Regions from separate parts of the Homo sapiens genome. Here region 2 is linked to region 1. The links are chromatin contacts, found by Hi-C or POLR2A ChIA-PET in ENCODE. All regions are on one chromosome and are shown on one strand. The core of a region is the stretch at or near the end of the contact, and the rest is flanking DNA. Distances in the headings are between cores, read along the strand shown. Region 1 has its middle 120 kb from the start of XPO1. Region 2 overlaps XPO1 (exportin 1).

Region 1 (4,847 bases), core at 1,344-3,843:
AGCTGGGATTACAAGTGCCCGCCACCACGCCCAGCTAATTTTTGTATTTTTAGTAGAGGCAGGGTTTCACTATGTTGGCCAGGATGGTCTCAATCTCTTGACGTCATGATCTGCCTGCCTTGCTCTCCCAAAATGCTGGGATTACAGGTGTGAGCCACTGCACCTGGCTGAAAATTTACTATATTTATATATGTAAAAGAGCTATTTTTTAGCATTTTTTAAACAGATGCTCTCTTTGCTTTGCTTTCTTAAGATCAAGGCATTTGCCAATAATTCTTAGAGGATGGAAAAGGTCTTACTCCCACCACCCCACTTACCATATATTTTATTCATGAAGACCATAACAACAAGAGCCAAAATACCCCATTCCTAAAGCCAAGTTTCACTCTTTTTTTTTTTTTTTTTTTTTTTTTAGATGGAGTCTCGTTGTGTAGCCCAGGCTGGAGTGCAGTGGCGCTATCTCAGCTCACTGCAAGCTCCGCCTCCCGGGTTCACGCCATTCTCCTGCCTCAGCCTCCCGAGTAGCTGGGACTACAGGCGCCCGCCACCACGCCCGGCTAATTTTTTATATTTTTAGTAGAGACGGGGTTTCACCGTGTTAGCCAGGATGGTCTCGATCTCCTGACCTCGTGATCCGCCCACCTCGGCCTCCCACAGTGCTGGGATTAGAGGCGTGAGCCACCGCGCCCGGCCTTCACTCTTAACAGAAGTATGTGAAAGATAGAAAAAGACTGGTTCCTTTTTGATTGTTGAAGATTTCACCTTCGTCTGATGTCTTGGTGGGTATTTATCTGATGGTGCCATAAAATAAGATTTCAGGTGAAGAACGGGTATGCTTTCGTTTTTGAAAAGTTGGAGAAGAGCTATTGTGAACATGGGTGCTTTCCCAAGCAGGCTGATTTTAGGAAAGAGAATACATTGAAGTTGAGGATCAGATTTCCACAAAGCTATCTATAATTGAGCACCTCTTGGAAAGCATTTTGTACTCCCAACAGCATGGGAATCCCCAGTTTGAAGACCACTGGGGTAGACTCAAAAATGGCTAACCATGCCTTAAGAAAATATTGCCATCTAGTGGCAACTACTCAAGACATAGGCATAAAGACCTAAATGGTCCCTTGACCCTTTGAAGGACACCTCTGTGTGATTCAGCCACAAGGAGCAAAATATCTCATATTTATATTGTACGTTTACTTAACATTACTCTTTCTATATATATTGTGTTATCTAATATTCCAAGCAAGCCCTTAAGATGCACATGCTCTTTCCTGTTATAGATGAGGCATTTGAGGAACACAGAGAGTAATTTATCCAAGATCATATTTCCATTTATTTATTCCAGATCCATTTATCAGGCACTATTACATGACTGGCATTATTCTAGGCTTGAAGAAGGGGCATGGGTTATGGGTGAACTGAAAGATGACTAAGACACATGTCCTTATGTCATTCACAATCTAATGGGGACACAAAACTATGAATGGGGCAATCAGGACTTGTATCTTGGACTGCTAATGTGTATCAGTGTCCTCACTGTACCATGGTACAGTAAACATAAATGTCAGACTGGTGCTCGAGTGATCCTGGGAGTCCTTGCAGTCACATGAAGCCAGTATCAGAGGAGTGTGGTGTCCAAGCAAAATGAGTCACTGAATTAAAATGTCATTTGAACAGAGTGCCTGCCCTTCCCTCCCCTTCTAATCTGTTGCTTGTAATTTGCTGTTGGCTTGGAAACCCAATAAGGAAATTTATTAAAAGAGTATTTAAGATGAAAGAAAATTATCTGAATGAAAATCCCAGAAGCTCCCCGATGAGTGTTGTATATGAGCTTTGGAGCATAAACTTGACTTCTGCTTTGGCCATTCTTGGGACTTTCTTAAGATGGCCTGTCTCTGAGCTGAGGCCAGGTAGCTGAGTTAGGCAGTGAGCTGTGAGTGGGCAGTGTTATGTTCGAATCGATAATCGTGCTGTAACGGGCACAACATGTTAGGAAAGACCCACATTCTCAAGACATGTTGGCCTCCCCAGCCTCACCTTCAGGATCTTTCCCAACTCTGTGCACTGCAGAAATTGATGTTCTTTCTGTTTTTTGAACATTCCAAGTTCTTGCCTAACTCAGGCCTTTGTAATATTTCTCCTTCTCCTTTACTCTTCACATGCCTGGCTCTTTATCTTTCAGGATTCAGCTTAAATGTCACCTTTTTAGAAAGCCCCTCATCGACTGCTCTACCACATTAATACAGGGTCCTGCACCTAATCTATATGCTCTGCCAATACCTTGTTGTATCCTAAAAATGTCCTATTGACATTTTTCTATGCTAACTGAAACTGAAGCACTTAACCCCTTCTAACTAATACTATTTTGTCTACATCTTTATTGGTCTATCTCCCTCCACCAGAAAGTAAGCCTTGTGAGGACAGGGGTTGTGTCTATTTGGCTCATTTCTGTATCCCTACCACCTAGAAGAGACTTGGCATGTGGTAGGCCCTCAGTAAATATCAGTGAATGAATTGAATGAACACTCTTTCCCTCTTTGTCTCAGTGGCCATTCTCAGTAAATGCAGCCAGACGGCCAGACTGGCCTGGTTTTCTTAAATAGATTCTGACAGTTTTACTTGGCAGCTCATGAAGCAGGACTGCTGTGTGCCTTTGTTCCAGGAAATGGACTTCAAGTCACCTTCCCAGGGCCCAAGCTTCTTTGGGACAGGAAATCAGGCATTGATTAGGTACATAAAGTTGGGGCTTCCTAAGTCTACACCGCCATATCTTTGGTTAACTCTGGGTAAGAGGTCATAGTTCTGTTAGCTCTCCTCCATTCCTAACCACAACTGCACCTCTGTAAGGAGCCGGTTCTCTGGCCTTTGTGCCACAGATCACTGCAGCAGGGTGGCCCTGGGGCGAGTGGAGCTTCCCTCACTCATCCTTCCCTGCTTCTGGATAAACAATGCCAAGTTCATCATGCCCTGCTGGTATTAAGTCAAGAGTGGATGTCTTGTGAAAAGAACCATATGTCTCCTGTGAAGGGCTGAAAATGGACTGTTGAGAACCAATTTCCAGTGAGAGCCATGGGACCTAGGAAGAACCAAGGTCACTGAGCTCAGGGACTTTGGGAGACATCCATGAAGGTCCAGTTCATATGCAGTACTACTCTAAACATAGCAATGAAGAATCCCTGCCCTCTTAGAGGGAGGGGTGGGGCTGAATACTTCCCTTGCTAAGGAGCTATCAGTCAGCATCCTATCCCTGCCTCCAGAGCAGCCAGTCTTGCTGGGATTATGGCCTGCAGCCTCCAGTCTCCACTGCTTCACTTTCTGTTCACTTCTTCTAAACTCACTACCTTTCCAAATTCAATGCATACTCTCTCTTCCTCACTTACTGCAATCCACTTTTGAGTTCGTTGGATGGGGTAAGTACTTCCCACCCCAGGTCTTTGCACACTTTGGATGGAATAAATATTTCCCGTGTTTTTGCACACACTGTTCTGCCTCTACCTCCATAAAAAGGCACTTCTCCTCAATTAACATTGTTCTACCACCTTGTGGCTTCTGTTTTCACCTGTTAAGCAACCCAAACTGCATTTGCCAATGAATCAAAGGTGTATCTGTTTCTAAATGTGTGGATGCGTGTAGGGAGAACTGATGTTTTGTGAATGTTATCCTATCCAAGAGCATGGGAGACCTTCCCATTTGTTCCAAGTTTTTGCTGTGTTCCTGAGGAAAATTTTAAAGTTTTCATCATATAGACCTTGTACAATTCTTGGCAAGTCTATTCCTAGGAATTTTTAAATTTTTATTTTTGAGACAGGGTCTCACTGTGTTGCCCAAGCTGGAGCAGTGGCATGATCATGGCTCACTGCAGCCTCAACCTCCTGGACTCAAGCGATCCTCCCACCTCAGCCTCCTGAGTAGCTGGGACTATAGGGATGCACCACCACGACCCGCTAATTTTTGTATTTTTTTTTGTAGAGACGGGGTTTCACTATGTTGCCCAGGCTGGTCTTGAACTCTGGGCTCAAGTGATCTGCCCACCTCAACCTTACAAAATGCTGGGATTATAGTCATGAGCCACCATGCCTGGTCTGGGAATTTACGTTTTTTGTTGCTATTAAAAATAGTGTCTTTCCCCCACTATATCTAATTGATTGCTATTTGCATACATAAAAGATAATTGGTTTATAGACATTAATAGAATATTTGTTTTGTTTATAGTGGATTTTATATTTGATTCTGTTGGGTTTTCTAGATATATAATAATAGAATCTATGTAAATAGCGATACTTTATAACTTTTTTCCAGTTTTGATACCATGAGTTCTCTTCTCTTGTCTAACTGCATTGACTAACACATCTAGAAAGATGTTAAATAACATGGTGATAGTGGGCATCCTGTCTTGTTCCTAAGTTTAGTGAGAATGCTTCCCTTGCTTCCCCCTTAGGCATAAAGCTGAGTTTTTGGTTGTGCATTAATATGTTGAGTCTGTCCATATCTATCTTCACTGCTGTCATCTTAGTTCAAGACACCATGATCTTTCACCTGGACTACTGTAATAGCTCCCTAGTTTTCATTTTCTTTTCTTTTCTTTTCTTTTTTTTTTTTTTTGAGACGGAGTCTCGCTCTGTTGCCCAGGCTGCAGGGCAGTGGTGTGATCTCAGCTCACTGCAACCTCCGCCTCCCGGGTTCAAGCAGTTCTCCTGCTTCAGCCTCCCGAGTGGCTGGGATTACAGGCAAGTGCCACCACACCCAGCTAATTTTTGTAGTTTTAGTAGAGATGGGGTTTCACCATGTTGGCCAGGATGGGCTCGATCTCTTGACTTCATGATCCGCCCACCTTGGCCTCCCAAACATCT
Region 2 (4,847 bases), core at 1,536-4,035, 170 kb before region 1:
AAACGTCTTGAAACTGATTTTGGCCCAGGTGCAGTGGATCACTCCTGTAATCCCAATACTTTGAGAAGCCAAGGCAGGCCAATCACTTGTGGTCAGGAGTTGCAGACCAGCCTGACCAACGTGGTGAAACCCCATCTCTTCTACAAATACAAAGAAATTAGCCAAGCGTGGTGGCAGGTGCCTATAATTCCAGTTACTTGGGAGGTTTGAATTGCTTGAACCTGGGAGGCAGAGGTTGCAGTGAGCCGAGATTGCAATACTGCACTCGAGCCTGGGTGACAGAGGAAGACTCCACCTCAAAAAACAAACAAACAAACAACCCAAACTGGCCAGGCATGGTGGTGGCTCACGCCTGTAATCCCAGCACTTTGGGAGGCCGAGGCGGGCGGATCATGAGGTCAGGAGTTGGAGATGAGCCTGACCAACATGGAGAAACCCCGTCTCTACTAAAAATAAAAAAATTAGCTGGGCGTGGTGGCAAGCACCTGTTAATCATAGCCACTGAGGAAGAGAATCGTTTGACCCCAGGAGGCAAGGCTGCAGTGAGCCGAGATTGCGCCACTGCACTCCAGCATGGACGACAGAGTGAAACTCCATCTCAAAAAACAAACACACACACACACACACACACACACACACACACACACCCCAAAACAAAACAAAACAAAAAACACCTGATTTTGTTTGTTCGGAATAATTTTACATAGGACAACAGCCTAACAATCTTCTGGTCAAGAATCTGTCTCACTATGAAAATTTAACCAGGCTGGGCGTGGTGGCTCACACATATAAAATCATTTTGGGAGGCTGAGGCAAGCGTATCGCTTGAAGCTAGGAGTTCAAGACCAGCCTGGGCCACTTGGCAAAACCCCATCTCTACCAAGGGGGGGAAAAAGGTTAGCTGAGTGTGATGGCAGTGCATGCCTGTAGTCCCAGCTACCCACGAGGCCAAGGTGGGAGGATCACCTGAGCCTGGGAGTTCAAGGCTGCAGTGAGCCGTAATTGTGCCACTGCACTCAAGCCTGGGCAACAGAGTAAGACCCTGTCTCAAGGAAAAAAGAAAGAAAATTTAATCAGAAACACTTCTATTGGATCCAATAGTTGCCCTCCTATTTCCATTGATACATACAGATTGATACAAGTGTTACTTTCTAAAAATAACATATGCTCAGTGCTTAACATACCTGTTGAGGCTGAAGATCACAAATAATAGTGTTAATGTTGTTCAAAATTTCATCAATAAATGGCATCACTTCTCCAACCTGAACCTGAACGAAATGCCTGCGGCATTTTTGGGCTATTTTAATGAAAGTATCACAAGCCATATCCTGGACTCCATCATGGGTCTCTAACAAGACAAAAATATTCATTTATTTTGTCCTGGACTCCATCATGGGTCTCTAACAAGACAAAAACATTCATTTATTTTCTTCAATAAAAATAAAAGCAAAATATAGTAAAGAAAGAGATTTACCATGCATGAATTCGAACAGCTTGTTAACTACAGTCTTCAGAAATTTCCAGTGAGCTCTCAAAAAACGTGGGTATTGACCTACTATGTACATGATATTTGATGCAATAATAGCTTTATTATCTTTGCCTCTTTTCTGTTCACATAATCCTAATAGATCCTGTAAATAAGACAAATTTGTATTATTTATTGTAACAACATAATACTTATTTAGCAATTCTAATTCATACCTATCCCTTGCATACCTTTATAACAGTAACAAGAAATCGTTTTTCGTCCTCTTCATGCATTGCTCCACTAATGGAGCCTATTGCCCAACACAATGTATTCAAATTTTTCCATGACCACTCTGTACCATTCACTTGATTGTGAAGCTTCTCTGTCATTATTCTTTCTGTATCTACATAATCCAGATGAGTAAGATAAACTACAAAGAAAAACATGGTTTCAAATGCAAATAATGAGCAGAATTTTATTGATGAGTAACAATACATTTAGAAAATATTTAGAAACTACAAGTACATTTCCTAAAATGTATTTCCACCCCAGAATAGATTTATAAAGGTAAAGATTAACAGTATTTATTAACTTACCCAATGTTTCCCTCATATTCTTATACAAATTTATGGAATCTGTATCCTTCATGAATTCTCTCACAACTTCTCCTTGATCATTCTCTACAACCAATACTTCCTCTGGTTTAGCCATTCGACTAACCATTAATAAACGGACCTATACTCAACAATATATCAATCAAGAAAAAAATCGTTAGATCACTGAAATCATTAGTGTAGAAGCTTAGTTAAAAACAAACAAAACCAAAAAAACCACAAGCCAGCCATGTGTAGGGATTCATGCCTATAATTCCAACTATTCCGGAGGGCCGAGGCAAAAAGAACTGTTGTGGCCAGGAATTTGAGAGCAGCTTGAGCAACACAAAATGACACCCAATCTCTAAAACAATAAAAATACTGGGGCTTAAAGCACAACAGAAAAAACTATGTAAATATAAATGAAGTAAAACTAAAAAATTTAAAATTTGCTAGGCATGGTGGTGTGTGCCTGCAACCAATTACTTGGGAGGCTGACACAAGAGAATTGCTTTAGTCTAGGAGTTCAAGATTGTAGTGAGCTATGACCACGCCACTGCACTCCAACCTGAGCCACAGAGCAAGACCCTGTCTCCAAAAGAAAAAATTTTTTTTCACTGTAATTCTACAAAAATGGCTTTATAATTATTTAAGTGTGTTTTAATGTGATTTTTTTAACCAACTTCTGTTACAGGAGTTTCCTGTGTCTCATTCCTAGACTCTGGTTTAGTAGATTGGCAGGTGGCCAATGAATTTGCCTAACGAAATCACAACCAATGTTGATACTGAGAGAAGGACCACACTCTTGAGAATCAAGGTTCTAGACTCAACTCCTTTCATGTTCTAGTTTTCCACACTCATGGAGAAGTTGTTGGGTTCTCTTTTTATAGCTAATTTATTTACACAGATTAGAAGTATTTGGATTCAGACCTCAAAACCACAGTATGCAACAGGAAGAACACTCAACCAACCGCTCTGTTACCTTGAATAACATGGGCAAATATAGCTGTCTCCTGGGAGGAACATCAAAATGTTGACTTCCAGAAAGCAACGGAGAGGCAGATGTAGAGAATGGACTCTCTCTATAGAGTTCAGCAGCCAAATGATTCCAGTATTCAAGACAAATTTTAAAGATTTCAGTTTCTTCTACTTCAGATACCAACAACATATAATGAAGGGCCTACACAGAAGACCAAAACTGTTAAAATAATTCTTAAACATTACCAACTTCAAATTGCTTTTCACTTGTTACACCTTAAGGGAAAATAAAAATTCATGTTTTATTCATCACAACTCAGATTTCAATACTTATCAAATAGACAGCAAACTCTGGAGTAACTCTGCTTCTTCTGACATGCCCTAAAGCACTTCAAAAATCTCTCACATAGTAGTTGATCAATATGTATTTTTATCATGTCTCCTAATGGAACGACATTTATTTAAAAGGCCTTGGGTGCCAATAAGTGGTATCACAACCCAAATGTACCATCACAGAGGAGAGAACAAACAAAATACTGAATATTCATACAATGAGAATATTCTTCAGACATGATAAAAAGTGAGGTATTGATACAGGTTACAACATGGAAGAACATTGAAAACACAACACCAAATAAAAGAAACCAGACACAAAAGGTCACATGCATGATTCCCTTTATATGGTATAATCAGAATAGATATATCTACAGAGACAGAAACCAAAATAATGGTTGCCAGAAGTTGGGGAGAGAACAAAGGAGAAAGTGACTGTTTTAGGGGTAAAGGGTCACCTTCGGGTGATGAAAATGTTTTGGATCTAGGTATTAATGGTTGTATAACATTGTATATATACTAATATGCCACTGAATTGTGTGTGTGTGTGTATATATATATATACTTATGTTTATATATATATATACTTAAGTTTATATATATATATAAAGAGAGAGAGAGAGACATTTTCTTCCTTCAGACAGAGTCTTGCTCTGTCACTCAGGCTGGAGTGCAGTACTGTGATCTTGGCTCACTGCAACCTCAGCCTACTGGGCTAAAGCAATTCCTGTGCTTCAGCCTCCTGAGGAGCTGGGATTACAGTCATGTGACACCACGCACAGCTAATTTTTTTGTATTTTTAATAGAGACAGAGATTCACGATGTAGGCCAGGCTGGTCTCGAACTCCTGCCTCAAGTGATCCACCCACCTCCGCCTCCCAAAGTGCTGGGATTACACGATGAATTGTATATCTTTAAATGAACAAATGCATGTTATTTGAATTAAAACTGAAATTTTAAAATAAGGTCTTTGAAATTTTAACCTTAGAAATGATATAATAATTAGTAATTTAATTTTGATTATAAATTTTTAGTCCTAGCTTTATGGAGAACATAAAATCAGAAAACTGGGCTTATAACTGTAATTCAGAATTGAGAATATATATAATGTACTGATCAAATATTAAGTAATAAGAAATCTCAAAAGGTACATACATTTTAGAAAAAGGCACTTTTAAGAGTTATTAGTAGGCAGAGCAGAATTTTAGGAGCAAAAGCTCCACATATCTTACCTCCATAAGAGTTTCCCTGAGATTTAATCTTTTTTCTATAAGTTGATCATGTTCCTTAAGAAAGGTGCAGAGAAACAAACTGAGATTTTGAATGAAGTTCTGTTCATCATCTTTTCCATTTGAGTACGCAAGTCGAATATTGGTATTTAAAGGAAGCATCTGCAAATTTTAAAAGGGACGATCAGTTCGCATTTTATAAAACAACTAAAGACACTTAATATTTTATTATTATTTTTTTGAGAC

The links. A loop is a pair of places that touch in the nucleus more often than their neighbours do. ChIA-PET counts read pairs that join two places held with the same protein, here RNA polymerase II (POLR2A). Pooled maps may share reads with other maps.
Region 2: a loop to region 1 is called in a pooled map, with 3 times the contacts of the local background. The contact joins two enhancer-like sites. A Hi-C loop is called at or near these places in 6 of 50 pooled maps. POLR2A ChIA-PET finds 5 or more read pairs at or near these places in 8 of 52 experiments (AG04450, H1, HEK293 and 5 more).

The regions. Positions count from the first base shown.
Region 1 is chr2:61,658,003-61,662,849 of GRCh38, forward strand. No RefSeq gene overlaps it. Among named protein-coding and RNA genes, the nearest start is that of XPO1, 120 kb to the left of the region's middle. Within about 2 kb of position 2,594, at least 9 of the 41 ENCODE cell types and tissues checked have a DNase peak (open chromatin) inside an H3K27ac peak, as active enhancers do.
Region 2 is chr2:61,490,851-61,495,697 of GRCh38, forward strand. XPO1 (exportin 1) reads right to left here. Exons shown (of 25, transcript NM_003400.4): 11 at 4,605-4,763; 12 at 3,044-3,241; 13 at 2,065-2,203; 14 at 1,717-1,898; 15 at 1,475-1,631; 16 at 1,185-1,348. Among named protein-coding and RNA genes, the nearest start is that of USP34-DT, 22 kb to the left of the region's middle. Within about 2 kb of position 2,786, at least 2 of the 41 ENCODE cell types and tissues checked have a DNase peak (open chromatin) inside an H3K27ac peak, as active enhancers do.